Regions from separate parts of the Homo sapiens genome. Here region 2 is linked to region 1. Evidence: chromatin loops called from intact Hi-C (ENCODE). Cell type or tissue: heart left ventricle. All regions are shown on one strand.

Evidence for each region. Hi-C counts contacts between places; a loop is a spot of excess contacts. Peaks named below come from ENCODE experiments on the same cell type or tissue, not always from the same donor. Only the 100,000 strongest peaks of a DNase experiment are listed, where the experiment ranks them.
Region 2: it touches region 1 in a loop (2.3-fold over the local background); 10 of 110 quality-filtered maps call a loop at or near these places.

The regions. Positions count from the first base shown.
Region 1 is chr11:134,577,416-134,585,415 of GRCh38, forward strand. No RefSeq gene overlaps it. Among named protein-coding and RNA genes, the nearest start is that of LINC02706, 130 kb to the right of the region's middle. RefSeq lists enhancers at 6,570-7,215, 7,216-7,860, 7,861-8,000. In heart left ventricle, no CTCF peak of the experiment used is centred here; a DNase peak (open chromatin) is centred at 3,359; H3K27me3 peaks cover 6,049 bases.
Region 2 is chr11:134,357,361-134,365,360 of GRCh38, forward strand. It overlaps GLB1L2 (galactosidase beta 1 like 2), which reads left to right. Exons shown (of 19, transcript NM_001370461.1): 7 at 1,700-1,781; 8 at 6,968-7,038. Among named protein-coding and RNA genes, the nearest start is that of GLB1L2, 29 kb to the left of the region's middle. RefSeq lists an enhancer at 1,357-1,880. In heart left ventricle, a CTCF peak has its summit at 3,071 (motif pointing right); a DNase peak (open chromatin) is centred at 3,091; H3K27me3 peaks cover 5,537 bases.

The DNA of each region.
Region 1 (8,000 bases):
TCCAGATACCTCCCCTTCTGGTGGTAAAATTGCCAACAGAAGGGGCGAAGCTGTAAAGGTATTAGGACAACTCCATTTAAACCAGGGTTTTTGACACAGTCTTTGGAGGATCTCATGTAGAACGCTCTCCAGGGCTAACTTCAGTGCAAAGCGTGGAGCTCTCTGCACTCCCCATGCATCCCCAAAGGTCCCCTTATTCCAGGATCCAAAAACTCCTTCTAAGCCTCAAAAACCCGCAGCAGGACCAGGCTCTGATTTCTTCTGGGACAAAGAACAGCCCCTACTGGGACTGCTCCAAGTATGGAGCTGAGAGAAGAGAAAGCTCGTTCTGGGACTGGAGTTGCATTTGCCGTAAAGGGGAAGGGGGCCTCTTGACAAGCGCGGGAACCAGCTACAATCCGTTGGTTTAACTGTTTTCCTTCATCTCGTGTGTTGATGCTTATTATTCGGTTTGTTATCTGATGGTTGTTTAATCTATATTTTGTAATTACTCCCCTTCTGTCTTTCTCTTGGATGGTCATGCTTTTTTGCTGTCGCATTGAGGCACTGACCTACATTTCCGCAGGCACGGAAGCCAATTATTTCAAGTGGTGTTTTGTGAGGCGACTCCCTGGCTGTGATTTGGGGGCCCTGTCCCTCTGGTTTGCAGCCCTCCCTGAACTTACTCCACTCACTGGGATCCCTGAAGCCTCAGAGGCCAAAGAAATAGGAAGGACTTGCCTAGCTGGCCGCTTGCTTCCTAGGGGGTGGGAGGGCAATGGTGGGGATGGGAGTAAGAGAATAAGCTTGGCAGGCAGGGGATGGGGGGTCTGGGGAGGGGCACGGCAGTGTGATGGTTTCAGGGCTCAATTCACAGCAGGCAGAGTCTGAGTGAGCAGTTGCAAGGCTGGCCATGTCTGCTTGAGCTGTGCATTGGAAGAATGGGGACCGTGTTCTCCAAGAGAGAACTGTGTATGTTCTAGTGCACTTACAGGCAGAGTGGAAAACCTATTTAAAATTGGGGCTTCTCAGAAAATCCAGGCCACGCTGTTGCTATTCTTAGGTAGCCCCTTGGGTTTCTGAAGGGAGCATAAAGGGAGAGAGAGCTCTGTGGCTGCACTGCAGGCCTGGCCTTGCCATTCCCATGCGGTACAGTCCGCCATCACTCAACCTTTCTGAACCGAAATTGGGATTTATCATGAGGATGTTAATGCCTCAGAGATTACTGTGAAGATCAAATGGATTATACTGCAACTAGCCCTTCACTCTCCTGGGCAACAACCTTAGTATCTGAACTTAGGAACTAAAAAGATTAACTAAAATGATATTTTTTTCACATCTTAAAAAAAAACTGCTCTCTTAGTACTTGCTATGTATAACTCAAGAACCAGCAGATCCAGATAATGCTGTCCTTGTTACCATAACCCTCACTCTGAAGCCAGGAGTCAAACGGAGCTGGAGTGCGCAGGGCCTTGTGTGTGAAAGTGCTTTGTGGACTCAAAGTGCTCACAAATATTGGTTTATGCATTCAGTCACAGAACACATGTTTGTTGAGCGCCTGCTGTACCACAAGCATCCTGGCGAGAGCTGGGAACACACGGTAAAGGAGATCCCAGGGTCCCTGCCGTGCCGCGCTCACGGGCACTGGGGAGAGACTGACAGGTAAAGCCAGGCAGTGCGGCCACCGCTCCCAGAGGATGCGTCCAGCCTTTCTGCACCCCTGGGGGCGCCTGTGCTGAAGAGATGGTGAGTAGGCAAAGTCAGGGCATGGGAAGGTCTCTAGGCACACAGATTCATTCATTCATTTGTTCACTCATTCATTCATTCATCCAAAAACTATTTGCTGAAACCTGCTGTTCCCGGTGCTGCAGGTAGGGAGGGTGTGGTAGGAGAGGGAACTGCGTTTGCCCCATGGAGCTTGCTTTCTGGCTGGAGGTATGTACTTGTTCAGGTAATGCGAGGTGCTGTAACAGATAAAGCCCCAAATCCCAGTGGCAGAATGCTACATAAATTCATTTTGTATTCATGTAAAATTCAGAGCGTGTTCACGGAGCTCATCTGCATGAAGACGGCAGAAAGGGGAAGGGAGCCTGGAGGATTGTGTGTGTCTCCTGTGTCACCCTTTGCAGGGGCCTCTGTGGGTGTCTCTCTGTGTGACGGTGTGACTGCCCCTAGGACACTACAGCCACCTGCTGGTGCTGATCTGGGAGGCCAGGCCTGCAGGCACCCTGCACAGATGCAGTGGAGCTGTGCGGGGCATGTGCTCCCAGGAGTAGGGCCAGAGGTGAGGGTTTGGGGAGGTGCGGACCTTTATTGAGTTTGACAGGCAATGCCTTCCTCAGGAATCTGTATCCATCGCATCCCAAGGTCCTGACAGGGTGGAGGCTGCCTATTTGTCATTTTGGGCTCCCCTTGTCCTGGGAAATCCCTGTACAGTAAGAACACAGCCACTTGGGGCAGTGAACTGGTGGGGTATGTGGAGAGGGGAAGAGGGACAATGGGGCTGGCTGCCCCTCCCGCCACCCTTCCCCACAGTGGCAGCTCAATGCCACGCACCCCAGCCTGGCTGTCTCTTCATATTCCGTGCTATGCAGAGACCATTGTGAGGCTCACTAAACTCACCCATTCTGAAAGTAAATGAGATAAATAACCCTTGATAGGGCAGTGGTGGCAGCACACTGCATCAAATCTGGCGGCTCTGTCATTCGCAGAGCTGGAGGAGACTGCAGTCCCAGGTAGAGGAATCCAGCAAAGAGTGTTCCCGTGCTGACTCATAGGGCGCTGTATCTGAGCCTTAATGACGGCAGATCAATGGTCTAGAAAGTACAATCCTTTTCCTAGTAACCAGACAGGCACACATTCTCTCCAGACTCCAGAAGGGAAGCACCAACAATTTTCAATTAGTATTTTACATCCCGCTACTTTGTAATTACAAACAATTAGATCAGAACACAGCACAGGTGACACACACGCAGCCGCGCCTGCAAGGGAAGTGGCTCTGGCAGGGCTCGGTGCCAGCACCCTCCCTGCAGATGGAATCTCTCTCCTGGAGCAGAGGTCTGTGGGTGGGGAGCTCTGAGGGGTGAGCCCTGTGGAAGGTGCCTCATGCAGGTCCAGGGTGGCAGGTTCAGAGGGGGCTCAGTTACTGCTGAGGCCTGCGGGTTGCTGTGGGAGGGGCCACCACCCCCTCCCCCTGCCACACAGCCGCACCCAACTGTGTGCCTGAAGACTGGAGCCCCAGCCCTGTCTCTGTCCTGGTCAATAAGGCGCCCTCTTCTCAGCCTGAGTGCCCGCCTCCAGCCTCAGAGTGGGCATGAGTATTCCTCTTTTCTGTCTCCAGGGGCTCCTGGGGGCATCGGGGCGAGCCATGGGGGTGGCAGCCTGGTGTGCATCCAAGTTGGTGCTTCTCAAGGGTGAGCTCCTCAGGCCACCTGCGCTAGCTGGTTGGGTACTTGTTACACCTGCCAGTCCCTGGGCCTGGCCCCAGACACACTGGGTCTGAATCTCTGCAGGTGCGGCCTGAGACTCCACAGACCAAGTTCCCGGGGTGGATCTTTCACACACGATGGGCAGAATGACAGCCTACGGAACCCCACTAATCCCAAGAACCTATGAATATGCACCTTAGGTAGCAAAAGGGGCTTTGCAGATGGGATTATGGTTACGGATGGGGATTACCATGGATTATCTGGGTAAACCCAATCTAATCACATAAGTCCTTAAAATAAGAGAATCCTTACCAGCTGTATTCAGAGGCAATGGGGAAGGTGTTTTGAATGACACTCTATCAATTTAGCTGGTAACTACTGTCCCAGTTGCTGAGAGGCTTGGACGAAAGAGCACCAGCAGGGAGTCCATGTCCATGGGGCTTCTGGGACCTCGCCAGTCCTCAGAGGTTGGACCGTGGGCATGGTGTCAATGACACAACCCTAATGTGAAGATTTAGGAGTTTTTGGCACTTACAGATCTGAGGGAGTACATGGTACATGGAAATCAGGGGCGCAGGCGGAGAGAGAAAAGAGACCTCTTGGCCAACGCCTTTATTGGGCCCCGTGTGTTATCCAAACAGTGCGTTATCCAAACAGTGCATTATCCAAACAGGTTTCCTGTGGGAGCTTTAATCGGTGGGTTCAGAGCAAGCAGGCACAAGTTCCAGGAGGTCATACTGTGAATGAGAAGTGGTCCCTTTAAGTTCAATGGCAAATGTCTGAATGGTCCTTTTAAAGAAGTGTGGGAAAGCAAGAGTCCAGCATGGCAGGCAGGAGAGATGCCTCTACATTTTATCTCTGGCCCCTGGCTGAAGCCATTGGGTGGGGTATAGTATTGGGAACTGTGTCAAGGGTGACAGAGCCCTGCTTCTTGTATGAGAAAGTTAAACTTACTATTTTTTTTTTTTTTGAGATGGAGTCTCACTCTGTTACCCAGACTGGAGTGTAGTGGCCCATCTCGGCTCACTGCAACCTCCACCTCCCAGGTCCAAGTGATTCTCCTGCCTCAGCCTCATGAGTAGCTGGGACTACAGGCACGTACCACCACACCTGGCTATTTTTAAATTTTTTATTTTGCCGTGTTGGCCAGGCTTGTCTCAAACTCGAGACCTCAGGTGATCTGCCCACCTCGGCCTCCCAAAGTGCTGGGATTACAGGTATAAGCCACCGTGCCTGGCCTAAACTTACCATATAAACATGGATGCGAAGTCAGCATACAGTTGCAAGCACTCACTATAGAAGGGTCAGAGATACAACATGAGAAGGACCCCCTGACCTTGCTGGCTTTGAGGATGGAGGAAGGGGCCAGGGTCTAAGGATGGAGGGTGGCCTCTAGAAGCTGGGGAAGGCAAGCAGAGTGGGCTCTCCCTTAGCATCTCCAGAAAGAGATGCAGAGACCTGTGGTGTGCACGCACCTGAGACCCATGCTGTGCTGGACTCCTGATCTGCTGGACTGCAGACAGGGAGTTTGCAGTAGTAAGCCACTACACCATGTGACTTGCTGCGAAAGCAGCAACGGGAACCAGACACACACACTGGGTTCCTCCTGCCCTCCCCCCTGCCAAGGGTACATTTTACATTTTTAAAATTAATTAATTTATCTTAATAGACTTTACTTTTCGAGCAGTTTTAGGTTCACAGAAATACTGAGTGGAAGGTACAGAGAGTTTCCGGATACCCTCTGCCCCAGTACATGCACAGCCTCCCCCAGCAGCAACATCCTCACCACAGTGGAACATTTCTTACAAGTGAGGAGTCTTCACTGACATCATCATCACCCAAGGCCCATGGCTGACATCAGAGCACACTCTTGGTGCTGCGCATTCTTTCAGTTTGGTGGAAGGTATAATGGCACGGATCCACTGTTACAGTCTCATGAGGGACTTTAAGAACCACAGTTTCTAGATAAACTAACATGAGGGTCACACCTGAGGTCTGGACACCCTGAAAACAGCCCCATGTGACTGAGGGACAACAGTCCTCATTTCCTTCTTCCCTGAGCAGACACAGCATCCAAGCCAGTGAGCACTCACAGCCCTGTTGACTTAATGAGGGTCATGTTATCTGTTTCCTTCGTGGGCAGGCCAAAGGTCCTAAAGGGTATGAGCACTGTGTAGGTTATCTTTGAACCCATTTGATTGTTCACTTGCTCATTCATTCATCAAGAGTGACTGAGCAGAGGCCAGGCATGGTGGCTCATGCCTGTAATCCCAGCACTTTGGGAGGCTAAGGTGGGGTGGATCACCTGAGGTCAGGAGTTTAAGACCAGCCTGGCCGACATGGTGAAACCCCGTCTCTGTTAAAAATACAAAAATTAGCCAGATGTGGTGGCTGGCACCTGTAATCCCAGCTACTAGGGAGGGCGAGGCATGAGAATTGCTTGAACCTGCGAGGTGGAGGTTGCAGTGAGCAAAGATCGCACAACTGCACTCCAACCTGGGTGACAGAATGAGACTCCATCTCAAAAAAAAAAAAAAAAAAAAAAAAAGAGTTACTGAGCAGAGCCTGTGAGTGGAATAGACTGGGCTTTGTGTGGGGGCGAGATGGGAACATGAGAAGGTGAGGTTGGAGCACACAGAGGTAGAGATGACATCTCTGAAATGAAGGCATTCACGTTCAAAGAACGGACCTGGAAGCTGGAGAAATATGTTGTACGGAGCTAGATGTAATCAAGTGACTATGTGGTAGCCTGCAGGAAGTTCAAGGGGGAAGTGGTGAGCTCTCTAGATACAGTAGGGTTTTCTAAGAATAGAAAATGTCAGGGTGGACAGCCAGCAAGGGCAGAGGGAACAGAGGTGCCCAGGCACAGAGGAGGCTGAATCTGTTGTCACTTACCTGCTTTCTTAAAGTTGTCTCTCCGTCACCCACAATGTGCTGAAAACATCTGACTTCACTTTTTCAGCTGCTTTTCTGGCTAGGTCATGGGAGGATGCCCCATCCTGAGCCAAAGGTTGCTGCAAGAAAGTCAGATGGGACTTTTGGAAAAGGTTTTCTTCTGAATAAGACAGCTGGAAGAAAACACTGCTCTTCTCACTCTTGGACGTGGCCATGTCTACATTCTGAGCTGGCAGTGGCTTCAGCAAACATGCAGGGAGAGGGCTGCAGTCTCTGAGGGCAGCAGGGCAGAAAGCCTGCGTGCAGCCCCCGATGCAACCACTCAGTGGCTGCATGAACCCGAGCACTGGCCTGCATCCGAGCGTCTAGTTGGAATCTGAAATAGTGATTGTGCCCATAGATTGTGTCCCCATTATGGGGATTTCCCGTGACCTGCAGCCCAGCAGGTGGAAAGATGACAACGTGAGGCAGGCTGGTGACGAGCCTCTGCAGTCAACACTGGAATTGCATGTGGTCACTCGACATCACAGGGGGTGTGTTGGGCGACACCCTCTGAAGCTGCCGCCCTCTTCGAAGGCCTCTTGACACCTCAGATCCCACCGATGCCCTATTTCATGTGTCAGTTTTCATCGACAATCCCTGTGTGTGGTGTTTGAGTCTGAAATAAGTGCTGCTCCTGCCTCAACCCCACCCCCCTGCTGCCTCCCCACACATGGGAGAGAAGCCAGCAGCTCCAGCTCCTGGCCAGGGAGCTGCCAGGGGCAGCCAGGGGCAGGCCTTCTGTGAGGGCTCGGGAGACACACACTCATTCCTGTTATCTGTTTATGAATTGAGGAAGAATTAATTTGCTGATTGAGCAAGCAATCTCTCTCTCTCTTTCTAGGACATTAGTTGACCTTTATTCGTGTCTTCAGTTCCCTGAAATAATTAAGAACCAGAGCAACAGATGATTTGCGGTTCGATCTTGATGGCCACTGCTTTGAAATGTGGTTTTTGGAAAGTCTGAAGTTTGGCTGTAGAGCAATTTTAACCCTGGGTCACAGCGCCGAGGCACATCAGGGCCAGGCCTCTGCACCTGCCGGCCCTCTCGCCGCTCTGCAGCTCACGTGGTACAGCTTTCTTAGGGGATTCCTGATGCTCTGTGAGGCTGAACCAGCAGGCAGGGCTGAGGATGAAAGGGCTCCCCCTCCTCCCCGGCACGGCTGCACCCACAGCCATCCAGCATGATGGGAGGTGACACTGTCCCTGGGCCGAGAGTCCTTCCTTCTCCATTTCCTACTTGGTTTCTTACCAGGACCTTGGCAATGTCCCGTGAACAATGGTTCTTTGTCCCTGGCTGAGTTCAACCATTCAGTAAAGCAATCCTCTCATCTGAGCCTCCAGAATTCCTTCACTATTGCTGTCAATTTTTCTTTCTTTCTTGGATATTTTTGTTTACCTTTCATTGTTTACTAAACAAAACGTTCCTCTATAGCTGGTGGCCCACACCCTGCGGGAGCTATTTCTGCCCAGCCCCCAACTTCTGCATTCCGACCTCAGCATTACCCCAGCAGTGGTGGCTGTTGACTTGGTCACAAGGCCTGGCCATAGCTCCGCTTGTGGTCTGGCCTGGGGAAGCCCATGGAACTGTGTTTCTCTGCCTTCCTGGAGACCTTGGCATGTTTTATCTGTGTGACCTTGACAAAGCTGACTCCATGG
Region 2 (8,000 bases), 220 kb before region 1:
CTCTTAGGAGGAAGCAAGGCCGTGTCCAGGAAGGGTGGCATTCCTCAAGCTGGAAAGGGGCAAGGTCCATTCTGATGGCCATGCCCAGCCACGGCCTGGAGTAGGGCACTCCTTCAGCTTCCTACAGAAAGATCCCATCCCAGCACAGGACTTGAAGCGTCTCCTGCGATACCCCATTCCCGCAGACTGTCTCTTGGCCCTGGGGCCTCTCAGCGGTTGTTGACTCAGTTACTCAGCTGCAGAGAAGGAGAGCCCCACGAGAGGAGAGTGCAGCTCCCTCAGGGACGTCCTGCTCCACTCATGCTTCCCTGGTGTCGGGGCGGAGGCGCCCATGTGTGACTCAGGTGGGCAAAGAGAAGCAGCAGCGTCCAGCCTCTGTGGTCCGGAAGCTCTTGGGAGAATTCACCAGCCTCTCTCTGAGGCTGCTGGGAGAGTGGTGTGAGAGAACAGGTGCCTGCTCCCAGCCTAGCTCTGCAGATCTCTGGTGCTCAGGCGGGAGCAATTATCCCCTCTGGGGTGGAGTCGGTAAATGAATGCCCAGGAAATGTTAAGTGTGTGTGTATGTGGTAGGGACCTAAGTAAATGCTTGCTAAATATCAGTGAATGATAGTGTGAGGTGGTAGATACAGGACTCTTGATTAATCCCACCTGGGCTCATGGATTGAACTCTGCAGCTCTCCTGTGCCTGAGACCAGAGCCCCCTCTGCTCTTTCCTTCCCCGCGTGTGGGACTGGACACGAGCCTTATTCGCCCAGCAGATGATCTCGCTGTCTATCCACTTCCAAAAGATTTCAGCGGAAATAAACAGTCTTGGCATAATATCTGCAGGGAAGATTACGAGAAGACACCTCTGTTGGGATTTTTGATCCAAAAGATCCTAGCACCTCAGCACAGAGCCTTTGGCTCTGGGTTCAGGCCCACGTTGCCATGGGCCCTGTAACCTGCGATGCTTGACTTCACGCCTCCGAGGCGCGTCTCTACTGTGAAGACAGCAACTGCAAGGCTCGCGTAGGACAGTCTGTGTATGAGCGGAGGGCCTGGCGTGGCAGTGACTGCTCTGCGGATGTCAGGGGACGCTCTGAGTGGTGATTGTCGTCACTGCCCCTCAAGCACAGCGTTTCTTCCACTTCACTCTCTGCTTTACAGCTGGGAGGATGCTTCCTGCTGTTCTGGGCATGGGCAGTGCACCGTGGGCACGTGACAGGGCATGGTGGGCCCTCCTGGGCCTTGCCATCCCCCAAACCCACACCGGCCAGCGTGGGGAAGGGACAGGCCTGTTGCTTGTGCTGTGAGAGAAGGGAAGGATGTAGGTGTCGTCCTGGAGGCCTGACCTACTCGCTGGAGCCCAGCAGACAGTGGCGGGTGACACGCGGCAGCAGGCTTCCCTGAGCTGGCCTCAGTGTAGACTCGCCTAGGCATGCTAGCTGGCCCACCGGGCACCTTCCAGATCCGGAGCAACCAGGGGCTGCCCTAGTTTGCCAGCCCTGCCCCTGCTGTGATGGGAATTCATGCTGATTGGAGCTGTGCTGAGCATGGCCGGTGCAGATGGCAGGAGACTTTTCTGTTTTTGGCAGAGAAATAAACGCTTTATTTGTCATCTCTCCTTCTAGCTCTTCAGGCTACCCAACTGCAGCTGTGTGTCACTGCAGAAGCTCTAAGGAGCCAGGGCAGACGAGGGCTTGTCTCATTTCCCCCACAGGCACTGGAGGACCGTGGCATTGTGGAACTGCTCCTGACTTCAGACAACAAGGATGGGCTGAGCAAGGGGATTGTCCAGGGAGGTAACTGCACTTGTGTTGGGCCGTGGGGGCTGGCGGCGGCCCTGGGCTGGCTGTGCACGCTCCCGCTGTGGGACTGCGACCCAAGTAGGAGTTTCTCTGGTGCCTGTTATTCTCCCGTGCATATGGCACTGGGCTGCAGACACCCTTGGGTTCCATGAGTGGGGAGGGTCTGTGTGAGAGATTGTGGTGCGTGGCTGGCTGGGTGGCTGTTCTCCTGCCCTGCTGGGCACTCGGGCTCCAAGGGCACTCTGCAGATGACTGCTTCACGTGCGGGCTTCCTGTTTTCAGAACATCGCAGCTCCGTTCTTCCCAGCTGCATGGGCCCCGAACCTGGTAGTGACTGTGAGCTCCTCTCCATTCCGCCTGGCACCTAAGCCATTGTTTGCTTTATCTCCCAGTGCTCCTGGAATCCCTACAGGCCTAAGCAGTTGCCTGCTAGCAGCACCCCTGGCCTGCATTGCTGCAGTAGCATTTTCACTGTTGACTCCATAATGTGTTCTCAGCATATCAGCCTCCGTGTGCCTCTGAAAATGTCGTCCAGATTACCCTATCCTGCTGAACGCCAGGCATCTCTGTCACACTCAGAGTGAAGCGCAGGTTCTGGGAATGACCTCGAAAGGCCTCTCCACTTGGCCTCCAGGACCTAGCTGAGCTCACCTCCTGCTCCTTCCCTTTGCTCACACCGTTTCACCCTCTTTACTGTTCCTCCAACATCCAGATCCCCAGCCTGGGGGGCTTTGCTCTTCTTCCAGAGAGCTACATGGCTGTTCTCCGAAGTTAGCGAGGCTTTCTGTAGCACCACACTTGAAATTGAACTTCTTCCTTCGTGGGGCTCACTCAATCCTTCTCCCTGCTTTCTTTTCGCCCTCTCACCTTCCAGGTAGTTTATTTATGTCATTCATCTGTTTCACCCAGCAGTACTCTTGGCGGGGCTTGGGCTTTGGCTGGTTCAGGCTGTGCTCAGGGGCCCAGGCGTGGTTTGTGGCCTTGGTGAGCATAGCGCCCTCCCATCGTTGCAGCGGGGCCCTTCCTGTGGCCTCCTGCACCCGTGCTTGTGTCTGCTCTGGCACATTCCACGCTTTCTTTTCTTTCTTTTGCATTTCCTTCCACAGACCGAGCTGCTGGAAGATCTCTCTATATCCCTGCAGCAGCGCCTAGCTGGCACCCAGGGAGTGAAGGTCCATGAATGGCGAGGAAAAGGCTTTTGTCCCCAGGCAGAGTCAGTCAAGGACCCAGACCTCGTGTCTCCGGCATGGGGAGGACCAGCAGTGATCCCCACGGCTTCCACGCGGTGGCGCCGTCTCCCCACGGCTGCTTCCAAGGCCTGCTCCGGGCTCCGCAGGGCTGTGGCTGTGTTGGGAGACTCCTGGTGCTGGAGCACGTTTTAGCGCTTGGCGGCCTCCCGGTTTCAGGCCTTGCAAGGAAGCCCGGGAGCCGCCACTGCTTTTCCCTGTGGCCCTCCCACCTCCAGGCACCCACCTGCGTGCCCCTGTTGCCACCTGCTGCCCGGAATAACTTCTTTTTTTTTTTTTTAATTAAAAAAATTAAATGGTCTAAAAGTGAAATAATCGAAAATGTTGGTAGAGAAATACAGTGTTGCCTACTCTTCGTTACATTCTCCAGAAATGACCATTTTCAACTCTTTGACTTTTTCTTTGGATATTTTCCTTCTTATTTCCAAATACTGTGAACATACAGCCCTGCATCGTTTGCTTTAAAAGTTCTGCCTATTGGCCGGGCAGTGGCTCAGGCCTGTCATCCCAGCGCTGTGGGAGGCCGAGGCGGGCGGATCATGAGGTCAGGAGATCGAGACCAGCCTGCCCAACATGGCGAAACCCTGTCTCTACTGAAAATACAAAAAATTAGCCGGGTGTGGTGGCGGGCACCTGTAGTCCCAGCTACTCGGGAGCTGAGGCAGGAGAATCCGTGAACCCGGGTGGCGGAGTTTGCAGTGAGCCGAGATTGCACCACTGCACTCCAGCCTGGACGACAGAGCAAGACTCCGTCTCAAAAAAAAAACAAAAAACAAAAAACATTATCCGAGCGTGGTGGCGGGTGCCTGTAATCCCAGCTACTTGGGAGGCTGAGGCAGGAGAATTGCTTGAATGTGAGAGGCAGAGGTTGCAGTGAGCCCCGATGGTACCCCTGCACTCTAGCCTGGGTGACAAGAGCAAAACTCCGTTAAAAAAAAAAATTCTGCCTATTGACTTCTTGTTCCAGTAGGTGATGAGTGTTCTTTCCTGCCAGCATGGCTGTTCAGCCCTGATAGGCGCCAGCGTGGGCCTCGCGGATGTGTATGACAACGGTTCACTGCAGGCACCTGCCACGTGGGTGATGCCCTGCACAGTATCTGTGAATTCTCAGGGTGCCAGCCGGCTCTGCAGTGTGCTTAGTTTTCAGTGTAATTATTCTGTTTGTTTTTCTTTTCATTTCAATTCTCTTTCCTCCCCTCAACTCCCCTGGTGCCGCTTTCTCTTTTAAACAAATGCTTTGCCAGAGATGTCGCAGATGCCTGTCGATGGTGTTCCTCAGGTCCTGTGCCTGTCCGGTTCTGCCTGGGTCTGATCCGGCTCGTGTGGAGGCCTCGCTCTCATTGTTCTGGCCTGCATGGTGGGGGGTCTGCTGCTTGGCTGCATCCCGCGTGGAATCCTGCTTCCTGGAGTTCCAGGAAACAGGATGTTTCTTGGTGCTCCGTGGCTTCCCGGCACCTGCTGTTGCTGCTTCGGCACAGGGGACTCCGGCTCCCGAGCGTTTCCTGGGTCTTCTTCCTCCTCGCCCCCGGCCAAGTTCCTCAGGGAGCCCGCCCTCCCCTTCTCGTGCTGCTGCGCATCCGGGGAGCGGCCCAGTTACGCTCACCATGGTGGGCCGTGCGGGTTGTGCGTGTCTTTCGTGGTGCTCCACCCTCTCGTCCTCGGGTCTTTCGGTCATCCTTGTGTTTGTGTATTGGGTGCTTCTGTAGATTGTCTACGTCTTTTCTGTTCTTTATCTCTGTGCCTTTCAGCTCTTCTTTCTGGGTGACTTCCTGAGCTTTTATCTTCCAGTCCTCCCGTCATTTCCTGGGTCACGTTTTTCTTGAATGTATTTCTCTTCTCATAGCATACTTTAGAAATGGATACTACCTTTCTTATTTCTCTCCGAGGGTAGTTTGCTTTTTACAAAAGCGCTGCCCGCGTTCCCTTCCCCGGCGCTGCCCGCGTTCCTTCCCCGGCGCTGCCCGCGTGTTTTTCTGCTGGCTGTTCCACTCCATCTCCTGCGCGAGGGGATGCTCTGGATCAGCCGCTACCCAGCAGCTTAGGAAAGAGGCTCTCGGCTGCCACTCGGAGCGCCGGGTGTGGGAGAGGCTGTTGACAGGAGTTCTTCCCCCTGGGATGACTGGGCCGTGGGGCTTTTTCAAGAAGGGACACTCACTTGTCGGAGTGTGGGGCTGTGTCTGCCACTGTTGAGTGTTTCTGGAGAAGTCCTGGGTTCTTGCCGCAGCTGTTCTGGGCCAGGCCGGCGGTGGACAGGAATGTGCTGTGGACACTGCCTTTCTTCCTCTTCCCGCCCTCCCCTCCACCTGCCACACACGCCCACTCCCGCAGCAGCTCGGGCCCAGGGTTCTCAGGCAGGATGGCCCCCGAGGAGGGGATGGGCCCAGGTGGGAATGAGGATGAAGGCTGAGGACAGGGCATCCTCCCATCTCATGGTGACCAGGTCCTGGGGCTGGGAGTGGGGTGAGGCCTTGGGCTGGAGCTGGAGCCGACTGTCACCCCTTCCGCACTCCTAGACCATTTACTGTCCCTGTGTCCTTCTCAGTGTTCCAGGATTTGCCAGTGTCTCTTCTTGTTGCTGTTCCTCATGGCCGTCTACCTGTCCACTCTCCGCTTGTATTTGTGAGACGTATCAGGAAGGACAGGACAGAGATGCTTGTGTTCACTTAGCCCTGTGCATCCTGCGGACTTTGAGTTCAGCCTGCTCAGTTTCAGACTGGCCTCCTGTCTTCAAAGGGCTTCTGGCTTGAGGGGAGGGGTCTGGGTGGAGGGTCCCACCCAGTGGGCTGCTGGAGGGCAGGGACAGGGCAGAGCTATGGTATGGTGTCAGGGAGACCCAGGTGTGCAGTCCCGCTCTGCCGCTACCTGAGGCCAATTATTGTGACCTAGAGGCAAGTTATTTCACTTCCCCGGAGCCCCAGCTGTCGCTTGCGTTCCTTCACTGGCAATCAGAGGCTTTCGTCCTGCAGCAGAGCATCAGGGTGGCCTGGCTTGCCAGGCTGGCTCAGCCTCTCTGGTGTGTGCCTAGGCTGTGCCTGTGAACTGACTGTTAGGCAGATAGCAGGCAGGTGAGGGGCCCCAGGATAAGGCTGTGCCACTGGGGTGGGCGTGGGCATGCCCGGGTGTCAGCCAAACAGAGCGCACCTTTCTTGAGCATATGTTTCACTGATAGAAAGCCACTGAAAATAGCATTTTAAATTTTAAACGGAACATGTTATGGGGTAGAATACAGAATTAGCCCTTATCAAGAAATCAGAGAGGAATCTTTGTTTACATCATTACCTTGGACCGGATGCTTGGGGTGCCAAGGAAGGATCAGGCTCTGGTTCGTACAAAAGAACAAGGAACAGAGTGCATGCTCGGCTTGTAGAAGTCACAGTTGATTGAGATCAGGTGCACAGCGAGTGACTGCCTCTCAGCTCTGTGCTGCTGTGGCGGAGTCTCCAAGACAACAAGATAAGTCTCCTGGCGTCCTGGCTGACTTATTTATTTATTTATTTTTGTGAGACACAGTCTCACTCTGTCACCCAGGCTAGGGTGCAATGGCACAATCTCAGTTCACTGCAACTTCTGCCTCTTGGGTTCAAGTGATCCTCCCACCTCAGCCTCCCAAGTAGTTGGGATTACAGGCATGCACCACCAACCCTGGCTAATTTTTTTGTGTATTTTAGTAGAGAGGGGGTTTCACCATGCTGGCCAGGCTGGTCTCGAACTCCTGGCCTCAAGTGATCCACCTGCCTTAGCCTCCCAAAGTGTTGGGGTTACAGGTGTGAGCCACCGCGCCTGACTGTGGCTGACTTCTAACTGGAGGTGGGAAACGGTGTCAGGGCCGCTTACTTTATTGTGCTGGTGGATTGAGAAGGGTCTGGGGTCACCTAGAAGGTCCCTGGCTTTGAGACAGTGCTTTGTCTCTCTCTCTCCTCTTCCCTTTAACAGTCTTGGCCACCATCAACTTGCAGTCAACACACGAGCTGCAGCTACTGACCACCTTTCTCTTCAACGTCCAGGTAAGTCCAGCCCCAGGGAAGCTGCGGCCCGCCCTGCTCAGCGGCCTATGGGAATTCTGAATGCCTGTCAGCGTGCTCAGCTTCCCCAGCGCAGGGAGCTGGACTCAGGGCTGATGGCCTCTGGCCCCCCGCCCATGCCACTGTGTGCCTGCAAGGCCCGCTGCCCAGAAACACCTCTGAGGGCTGCTGTGTAGGCTGATGCAGTGTGGACATCACCCACTGCCCTGAGAGAGGGGCCCTTTTGGTGCACTCCTAGAGGACTCGACTTTTGTGGCCTCAACTAGCTCCAGACTTGCTCCCAGGGATTGAGGGGGGAAGGAAAAACTTCCCTGTCCTATACTACACAGGCATCCGACCTTAACCTGTGAGGCCCCTGCAATCCTAGAAAGATTATTGTCATCAGCAAGGCAGAAAGCCTGGTCCACTCCAGGTGCGGAGAGAGGGAGGAGTTTCCAGATGTCCCTCAATATCTGTCAGACTGATGGGCATTTATGCCACCCTGTAGTTCTGACTGGCCTCTTTCTCGAGCTCGCGTGCCCCTCCGAAGCAGGTGGATGGACAGGGCCATGCTGCAGCCCTCTGCAGACCTGAGAGGCCCCAGCTGTCCCCTGGCTCACTGAGGGGCGTGGATGCTCCAGACTGCCCCCACGCTGCATCGTCACACTGGTCCTGGGCCTGGAGTGGAGTTGTGCTTGGATGGACAGGCATGGATGGCTGTGGAGACGCTGGGCTGCTTTCCATTCCGGCTGATGGCCTTTCAGAGCAGGGGCTGTGTCCTCAGGCACATCTGCGTGGAGCCACCACAGCCGTGTGGGGCCGTGTGTGTGTTTGATGTGGCTTCTCCTGGAGTTCAGCTGCCAGAGTAGGCGAGGAGGCTCCCAGGAGGAGGTGGGAGGGCTGGCCCCGCTCCCAGGCAGGCTCCTGTGACGCAGATCAGGCGCGATCCAGCTGGGTCTCTGCCT